2 separate regions of the Homo sapiens genome follow, and region 1 is linked to region 2. The links are chromatin contacts, found by Hi-C or POLR2A ChIA-PET in ENCODE. All regions are on one chromosome and are shown on one strand. The core of a region is the stretch at or near the end of the contact, and the rest is flanking DNA. Distances in the headings are between cores, read along the strand shown.

The links. Hi-C counts contacts between places; a loop is a spot of excess contacts on that map. ChIA-PET counts read pairs that join two places held with the same protein, here RNA polymerase II (POLR2A). Pooled maps may share reads with other maps.
Region 1: a map of GM12878 shows a loop between it and region 2 (2.1-fold over the local background). The contact joins the enhancer-like site here to the promoter of MEF2C-AS2 in region 2. A Hi-C loop is called at or near these places in 6 of 168 maps with a recorded cell type or tissue (GM12878, OCI-LY7, PC-3 and 3 more), 17 of 37 single-sample maps with no recorded cell type and 15 of 50 pooled maps. POLR2A ChIA-PET finds 5 or more read pairs at or near these places in 7 of 52 experiments (A673, HEK293, HEK293T and 4 more).

Annotation. Positions count from the first base shown.
Region 1 is chr5:88,500,950-88,505,665 of GRCh38, reverse strand. No RefSeq gene overlaps it. Among named protein-coding and RNA genes, the nearest start is that of LINC02060, 64 kb to the right of the region's middle. RefSeq lists enhancers at 3,266-3,375, 3,386-3,535. Within about 2 kb of position 3,110, at least 5 of the 41 ENCODE cell types and tissues checked have a DNase peak (open chromatin) inside an H3K27ac peak, as active enhancers do; they include GM12878, where a contact is called at or near this core.
Region 2 is chr5:88,673,782-88,678,591 of GRCh38, reverse strand. MEF2C-AS2 (MEF2C antisense RNA 2) reads right to left here and starts at 2,374. Exons shown (of 4, transcript NR_146284.1): 1 at 2,329-2,374. All of the region lies in intron 1 of MIR9-2HG (MIR9-2 host gene), which reads left to right. RefSeq lists enhancers at 2,300-2,865, 3,303-3,402.

The DNA.
Region 1 (4,716 bases), core at 1,861-4,360, 170 kb after region 2:
CAAGACCTCAATTAAAGCTCAAGTTCCCCAGCCTGACAACATTGCTTATAATGTTAATGTTAACATTTCTAGTGTTATGTATAAAAAAGTTTAATAACAATAAATATACAAGTTAAAAGTACAATAAAACTTTTTTGGGGGTATAGGAAAAGCACAATAAAACTTTTTGGTGGGTACAGAAAAAAATGTATTACAATTTGGATTGAAATCGTAACTTCTCTTTATATTCCTGAAAATTATATAGAACTCCATTTTGGGGAGAGGATTGAAGTTTGTGATTAATTCCAATATTTATACAGAAAAATTTTTTAAAACCCAGAGAATTTAGCAATGGGTTTACCATTTTATATTATGATGCCTCCAGGGCTGGGTGTAGAGTGGCTAGGGAGGGCTGGGTGAGGAGAGATCTTAAAGAAGTAACAGATGTAAAGACCCAATAATAAACTAATACACCTGTGCAATAAGCATTCTATATTCTCTCATGTATTACTCAGATATAACAGTTCTAATTTAATCAACAGAAGATATCATGTCCCATCCTTGCTGCTCTCTAGAAGTATTTAATATCTCAATCACTGAAAGTCAGTATTGAAAGGCTTTAGTCTCTATCTATTATCTATCTATCTATCTATCTATCATCTATCTATCTATCTATCTATCTATCATCTATCTATCTATCTATATCTATCTATCTATCCAATTTTTTCCCCTTGGGAACAACAATAGGTATAAAATCCTAGGATAGGGGAAAATTTTGGAAGTAGTGATAGTTTTTATTTTTTAACTTTTAAAAAATATTTTTATTGTTATATCATAGTTGTACACATTTTGGAAGTTCATGTGATATTTTAATACATGTGTACAATGTATGATGATCAAATCAGGGTAACTAGGATATCCATCACCTCCGACAAGAGTAATTACTAAATTATAGGGTAAACGGCTAAAAACAATGCACTTAGCCTTAAGCATCAACATCTAACTATTCATTGTTTTTTTGTTTTTGTTTTTGTTTTTTTTCTCTTTTGGCCTTCACACAAACTGAGAAAGCCACAGCCCATGTAGAATGGAAATATAGTATTTTAAACCTTTTTTCTTCTGAATACAAAACCCACCTCTTCGCTGGGAAATTGCATTCCCATCCCAATCAGTCTTAGTGAAAACCACTGATTCAGGGTAATTTCCCAGGACATAGTGGGTGTTGTGGGAGTGACAGCCCACATAGAGGGAAAAACTGACTTAAGGAGGGCCTAGGAGGGTCCTCCCTCAGGATATCCTATACAAGCTTGTGGGGCAGAGGGCCATGCCTTCCTGTGTGGTGAAGCTATGGAAGGGTTGATGGTGGTTTACATCCATGTCTTCCAGAGTATGGGAAAAGACTGTCTGCAGTAGGAGTGAATAAACCTAAGTTGTAGAGAGATGCAGGGGAACGGGCCCGCTGAGAGGGAAGCCTGGTACTTCCAATGGGTGGCTCCAGCTATCCCTGAAGCCCTGGTGCTCCGGGGGGTAGCTAACTTTTGGATTACTCTAAACTTCATTTTGATGAGCAACCAAAGAGACTGGGGAATAAGGATTGGTGAAGTGCTCTATTTCTAGAGGCTTGTATTCCAAGATGTGTGTGAGAGTTTTGTCTGCTGGGGGGCCAGGCTAGTACCTGAGAAGTCTGGTCTGAGCTTGCATCTCTGTGGCCTGTGGAGACTTAACATGGAAAGGGATCATCCTGGTAGTTTATCCTTACACAAAATGGATTGGCCTGGGAGTGAAAACTAATTGTACTTGTAAAGTTTCAATTGTCTTTTCTTAAATAAAGGGGGGGTGGGGGCACGGTGCAAAAATTGGGGAAAACCGTGAAAGGGAAAAGCATTTTGAAAAATTTTTAAATGCCCCTTATTATTTTGTAGTTGCAGGATTTTGGTTTAATTTGAATCAGTTAACTCTCAGAGGACATCTGTAGCATTTAGAAAAGGATGGCTAATTTGCAGCAGATACGAGCTTTTGTGCAAAGGCAGAAAGATGTACTGTAACATATGATGCAGATCACTTTAGAGTAATTGAACCATGGCTTTTGCATGCTTTCGATCTTAAGCTTATCTCTATCTGAAGCCTGTAGAAAGTCTTTTTCCATTTACATAACAGGGCAAGAGATTATTACTACTAAAATTAGATCCACGAATTGCTATGCATAGTGCTTTGTAGCATAATCAAATTATGATAAAATAGCCTTTATTTCTTTATAGCTATATAATATAGTTAGGTTCTTTCACAATTTGTTTAGAAGTAAATGGGTGGCAGTACTATCTTATTATATTAAAACATTGCTGATTTTTGGCCAAATTGACAACCTTGCTTGATTGTTTTTTAGAGATGCTTATTTGAAGAATGGGGAGGAGCCTGACAAAGGCTAATATGTTTTCCTTTCTTGCCACTCCTCCCCCCAGCCTTTTTTTTTTAAATGTGAGCCACTGCTCGTAAGTTCTTCCTGCACATCCTTATCACTTACTGTGATAATACGATCCTGAGAAAATGGTTCCTGTTCATTTGATGTGACCAGATAAAGTCAAAAGCCTTATGCCCTGGAGAATCCTTAACTGTTTTCTCCCAGATTCTGAACAGGGCAAATCACAAAAACCTTGTCATCAGTTAAATTATTCTTGTAAAGATGTAAACATGGTAGGGGAGGGAAAACAAACTCAGAGAATCAAGGAAAAAAATGTGGCAGTGGGGGAAGAGAAGAAAATGGAAATTAAGACTTGCAATGGAGGAAAAAACAGCAGAAAGGAGAGAACAGAAAAAATACGACAAGGATATGGCTATGAGGGAAATGAAGGCTAGAGAGAGGGCAAAATATAAAACCAAGGGAAGCTTAAAACATGGTAAGAGCAGATTCCATCCCGTTTAAAGGCTCTGAAAGTTTCTTGATGGCTCTATTGAGCAGAACCCCCCACCCCCATCCCATTCTATATTATTGTTAATGCTAAAGGTAGCTGTAGCTGCAGAGGTGGCATTTCTTCTAATTTAATTTTCAGTTACTGAACTCAGTTACTGACTCTTTAGAGCCGGAGGGAGGATGAGCCTTTGTTAAAGCTGCAGCCGTTAACTTTCACTTTTCTTTTCAACCTCATTAGATTTCCTGAGGTTTAGTTCTAGACTTAAAGCACTGCACTGTGGCTAAACTATGTAAAATAACATTTTTGGTGAAAAGCAACACCTGCAAAAATGTCACACAAATTTCAACTTTAGTTGTACCCAGTGATGTCACCAAATGAAGTGCTAGTGCAGACGACACAAGTAATAGGGTATTAAATTTGTCACGGGCTTCATGGAAGCCACAGCCTGTGACTCCTTCATGGCATCCTGCAGTGCAATGATGAACCAGAAAAACTCCTTGTCTGGTGGCACCTTTATATTTGTGTTCAATGAGTAGCACACCCATGCAGACATAAGCCTCATTGAAGCAGGATTTAGAAGAGGCTGCTTCCCTGGTTTAGTCCACACAGGGCATCAAAATTCTGATTTAATTGGTATGGGTAACCTGTTTCCCATGTGTAGGGAGATTCTTGAACTCAGAATATTACAAAAATGACATTTTCTTGATTTCTTGAGAATGACTAAAGGCTGGAATGAGAACTACAGATGATTGACTCTGAACAATCAGGTACAATGATCTACAAAGTTTATACAATGCATGTGGTGATCAGTCTCTGCTGTCATGTCTTTCGGAGAAACATCTCTATGCTGGCCCAATCTGTGGATCCTGGGGTGGTGACCTCGTCCCAAATGGTCAGGGACAACCAGGGAGGCTTTACTGCCTCAGGACTCACTTTGCTGCTCAGAGAGTCTCTGTGCCTCTGGTCTCTATGACAAGCTGTTTTCTCTCCTCTGTTGTTGCATTCTGTTCTTTATGTGACATAGAAAGACATTTTAAAGCCACCTAAGTGGGACAAGTCCCTCCTGTGAAGGGTGGAAATCTAATTGGATCCACCGTCTCTTTGGTGCCTTGGCAGTGCCTATGCAACACCTTTAAATCTCCTGTAAGCAACGGTAACTTGGACGTACTGTGTAACCACTTCTTGTCCAATATCATGTACGTTTGCTTTTCTTGACATACTAGCTGTGTAAAAGTCACTCTAAAGGATACATAATGATATAGGAATTACTAAAGAAAAAGTTGGCTGGGTGGGTGGCTAAAATATTTTATATTTTATTATTCTCCATTAAAAAGGTAGTGAAATAAAATCAGATTTATTTGATAGAAATATGTACCAGATTTCATTTGGGCTTGTTCTAGAGGAGTATTTTCCACAAGATTTTTATTATTTTTTTTAAATTTTTTTAAATTTTAAGTACAATAGGAAATATATTTAAATCATGACCCATTTATTACAATGTACACAATTCTTACTAAGAAACCATGCGATGTGTTCTGATTGTTTCTATTCTATTTGTTTCATTTAAAAATGCTTGTCACATCCTACTACATTTCCTTCATTACCCGTGAATGGGGAGTGACACACAGTTTGTAAACTACTTTTCTATAATTTTGAGCACAATACGCACAAAGGATAAAAAAATTTCAGGCAGTAGAAATTAAGTAGTAGACACATGAGTCTAAATTCTAAACACGCAGTAGGTGTTTTGTTCTTGTTATTTTAAATATTGGATTTAATTGCAGATTATTTTTTGAAGATTTTGGTGGTAACTAAGCCCTTGTTACCC
Region 2 (4,810 bases), core at 1,125-3,624:
GCTGTGATTCGCAGGGACTCGGCCTCCATATGGTAATGCGGGGCGGGGGGTTGGGGGAGGCGCAGAAGGGAGGGGAGGGGAGGATGGGGGTGAGGGCGGGGTGGGAGGGGGCTCCGACACTGCGCGCTCGGCTGCCGGGCTGGGACAGAGCACCCGGACCCGCGGCGGCAGCGGCAGCGACGCTACCCACCCTCTTCCCCAACACCCACCTAGCCAGCGAGTCACCGAGCCACCGGCCCTCGGGGTAAGCCACAGCGCGCACACGGCAGCGACGGTGACGGTTCACACGCTTTGGGTTACTACCATGCGCCAATAAGGGAGATTAGAAACAGAAAAGGAGATTACAGAGAGATCAGAGATAAGAGGTGTACCTCTCTGTGTTCCTTGTCACATAGCGCGCGCGCGCACATACACACGCATCTGTACACACATGCATGCTCAGCCGTACACGCACGCGTTCCTTGCTACTGCCATCTAAATATATGCACCGACACTCTATGCCCTGCAACGTGGCCGGTGTGTTTGTCCTGATCCTACATAAAGGTAGGCAGGTATGTGGGAGAGTCCAGGCAGGAACAAACAGCCACGCGCAATTTAACTGCAGCCAAACTCAAAGAGACCTTGAGCCTGCCGAATTGTTTCACTCAGCCAGGTGCCCCCCAGAAACCGGCTATTCTGCAATCAGTTGTGGAATCCTGCAATTATTCATAAAATGTGCTGAAAATGTATTTTAGGAAACGTAATCTTGCTATATATGGCAAGGTAAAGGCGAACCTGAAGGATGAATGTGTTTCTGCTTTTTAATGTCATACGTGTAGCCATCTGACCACTTTTTATTGGGTGACATATCATATGAGCACTTTGGTGTAGGCTTGGAAAAACTACAGCCAGAGGTAAGGCTGGAAATTCCATAAGAGTTAAGGGTGCTGAAAATGGATGCTGGATAGTCCAGCATGAAAGATGGCATACCGCTTTAGGTTTGAAATAGGGGGAAATACATGTGAATATTTATACATGAAGGCCATTGGGGAGGGCTGAGTCTTGGCCTGAGTATCTGTGCAGGTAAGTCATTCATAAGAAAACTAATTACCTGTGCATGTACTTGGACTTGTTTAATTGAATAAGCTGCATGTGTGCATACTTGCTGTTCTTTCAGGGTTTGCAATTATAGATTGAGTCTTTTTTAAATGATAGCTTGGGGGAATTAAAAGGTGGAAAAAAGCCATCGTGCTGCATAGCTATATTGCCAAGAAAGAGAATCCGATCCTATAAACAAGATTACCATTGCTTGAAATCTAACTCAAGGCCTGTATATTTTAAGCCACATCAACTGGTTTAATATAGCCAATTGTTTTATTTGTGTATTTGCTTTCATTTCAAAGTCAGGAATCAAGGATGCTTTTCAGTCAAGATAATGTGCCTTGTTTCCAGCCATATTAAGATAAAAATGAAACTCAGTAAATTTTGAATGCAGCCAATAAGGTACAACATACAACATGGTTGAAAATGTCTTCCTTGCAGAAGGCTGTCCATTGCTGTGTCTACCCATTTTAAAATATATATATTTTTTTCAATAAGAAATGCTAGAAAGCAATAGGGCGGGGAATGCCGCACCTCTCAGGCAATCAGCACAAAAATTATTTAGAAATCTTTGGAATCACTTCACTTATACATACATTATCTCGAAAGCACTGGCCCCGAACTGTGTTTCTGCTAATATGAAGTTAATTAGACAATCAAACTTTGAGCCTTGAGCGATGGGCACTACAGCCCATCAAGGTATGTCAAGAAAGAAAAAAAAATGTGTATTTTCCTTTATGACCAAACCAGGAGGTTATACAGCTGGCATTGCATACATGACAGATGTGCATATTTGTAACCTTAAATAAACAGAAGCAGGGAGGTAACTGTGTATATTATCTAGCAAGAGACAGCAGCAGACACTCGCCAAAAAAGACAGAAAGGGACAAGAGAGACACATAGACATAATAAAATAACAACAATAAAAATCCTCCAAAAAAAAAAAGAGGGAAAGGGAACCAATAAAATGACAAAATCTGAAATTCTCGCAAATTAAAAAATGCAAATATACCTTTACATATGCATCAGTATTAAAAATAATACACGCTGGAACCAACAGGAGCGAGAGCAAGAAGAGGAGGAGGAGGTGGAGGAGAAGGAGGAGGAGGAGGAGAGGTGGAAGAGGAGGAGGAGGAGGAGGAGGAGGAGGAGGAGGAGGAGGAGGAGGAGGAGGAGGAGGAGGAGGAGGAAAGAATGGAGGCGCCGCGGAGCCCTGATTATGCATGGGCTGGAGCTGCCTCCTCTAACCTGTTCTTCTCCGAGCCGGGCAGCCGGCGGTCCTCAGCCGCCCACAGAACAGGAGCCGAAACAACCGTTCTCGAAGGCTACAGCGTTTATTTTTCTCTTTTGGGGGGTTTTGGCGGTTGTTTCAGGGGCTCGCCAACTGGCCCCTTTAATTAAAAGCTTCAATAAAAGGCGATCGCGCCAGGAATGCACCCGCTCCTCTTCGCGCAGGATTTGCATATTTTTTTAATGCCCTAATTTCCTTGATGTATGTAAATGTAGCCGGACGTAGAGGGAGACAGGGAGCTGACGTCAATGGACGTGACCTCGCAGCTAAACCTTGAACGTGAAGCCGGGATGGGGGAAAACACGGAGCGGCAGCCGGCGGAGCCCGAGAGCGCGGGCGGCGGCGGCAGTAGCCGAGCCCAGGCCGGGGTGCCAAGGGACCAGTGCCGGCCCCGGGGGAGGACAAGCCGCCGCCTTCTTTCTGCACCGCGCGGCTCTCAGACTCGCCAGCCTTCCGGCCGCACACGCAGACTCTTGCCCTGAGCTTCCAGCCCCACCACACACACGTTCTTTTGCTTCCCTCAGAAAAGCAACACTCCCCAAAACAACAAACCAAAATCAACAGATAAAACAGATGTTTTAGACCAATGCTCGGGTAGCTTATCAGAAAGAAGACTCTGACCACGGAACATATATATTTTTTGGCTTCTCTCCACAAGAAGAGGAGCGAGAGACCACAGACAACAGCAAATCACTCCTAAAACACGATAACTACAAGTGCTCCCTGTAGGGAGAGGTAAATCGCCCAGCCGACTGGTGAAGTCTTCTGGTTTCGGTACCTATTTACCTGTGCACTCATTATGCGCCTCGGCTTCATTAACGGCAGGATCATGAGCGCGCGTTTTAATGTGATGGGAGTGCTGTGTTGTGTGTGTGTGTGTATGTATGTATGTGTGTTGGGAGGTGCTTGCGCTAGTGAGCACCGAGGCAGGCGCTCTGAGCAGAGAGAGATCAGTCTTTCCATGGCCACGTCTGGGACTCATCTGCGGAGCCATCTAGGCCAGGGCTCCTAGATTGGGGTTCGACTTCACCCCATGTAAAAAGAGAGGCCAGCAAAGGCTTCCCCTGAACAGCCAGGTCCTTCCCATCGGATTGTTTGAGGAAGGAGGCTTGAAGTGTGAGCCATTCTGTAGCCGCCGCCTTGCCGGATTTGGCCTGGTGTTTTGCACTTGAAACTCAGCGGCCTCAGCGCGGAGGTAGTGCCTCTCCGAGACGCGGCCGAGGCCTTGTCATTCCCCTCCTTCCGCCCGCGGCAGCCCTGCGCGCCGGCGTGTGCGTGCCCGCGCACCGGACCGCTGGCACCTCCCTGTGCACATCCGCCCCCTCCTCTGCTCGCCCCCTCCTCTGGGGCAGCTAAGAAATGGTCCTCGGCCTCTTCTGGGCCGGAGGGCAGATCTACGAGCAGGCAAGAAAGGGGCGCCGGTGGCTGTGGTGGCGACTTCTCCGCTCTGCCCTCGGCCGCCAAGTGTGCCGTTTCATCGTTCCACCTCGCAGCCCCAGCTTTGTTTTCCTGACATGTTCGTGGCCATTGGGCCCCACGCCTGCGAGGGGAGTGTGTGCGTGTGCGCGGGGGTCGGGCGCGCGCGGCGGGTGGGGGCTCTCCCGCCAAGGACACGCATGGCTGTCTGTCCTCCGGCTGCACTTGGCGGGAAAGCTAGGGGCCGCCGGCGGGGCTGAGCGCCAGCGGCTGTCATTACCGCCTCCCTGCTCCCCGCGGGCTGCATTTACATACGGGCCACTCGTCTGAATTTTTACGGCACTCTTCCCCCTCCCGTACCCGGTCGCACGCGCGCAGGCTCGGAACTACCACCCCGGCACGCAGACACCCGCGCCCAGAATGCGGCCAGCCCCAGGCGCGCAAACAGGCCCACAGGGGCCGACGGCACTCGGCGGGACGGATTCCTGCACCGCCTCCCCGCACCCCCGTGCCCACACCCCTGACAGCCTCTCCGCTTGTGTTGCAGGAAGCCCACCTTCCCCTCGAAGCCCCCACCCTTCTCTGTCTGCATACTTCCACCCCCACCCTCCCACATCTCTCCGTCTCTCTTTCCGTGGAAGGCAGACGCGCGCGCGCGCGCGCACACACACACACACACACACACACACACACACCCGCTTTTTCTTCCTCCTCAAATAGATGACCCCTATGGCGCGTCCCTGGTACATTTAGAATACCTCTAGAGTTTAGAGAATAAAATTCTTTAGAATGCATTGCTTGTCTTTAGCTAAACACATTTAACAACCACGACACAAACGGGGAGGAGTGAAGAAGGGGGACTTGAACCAAAAGACCTTTAAAAAAAAAAAAGTCTGCGAGTCAAAAGGTCATTCTCCAAGTTTGTAAATAAAATTGCAAAGGGAGTCCTTAAGAAAGGAGAGGAAAGAAGGGGAAGAAGGTTAGGAAGACTCACAAGTTACATAAAACAGTGCATTGGAAAAA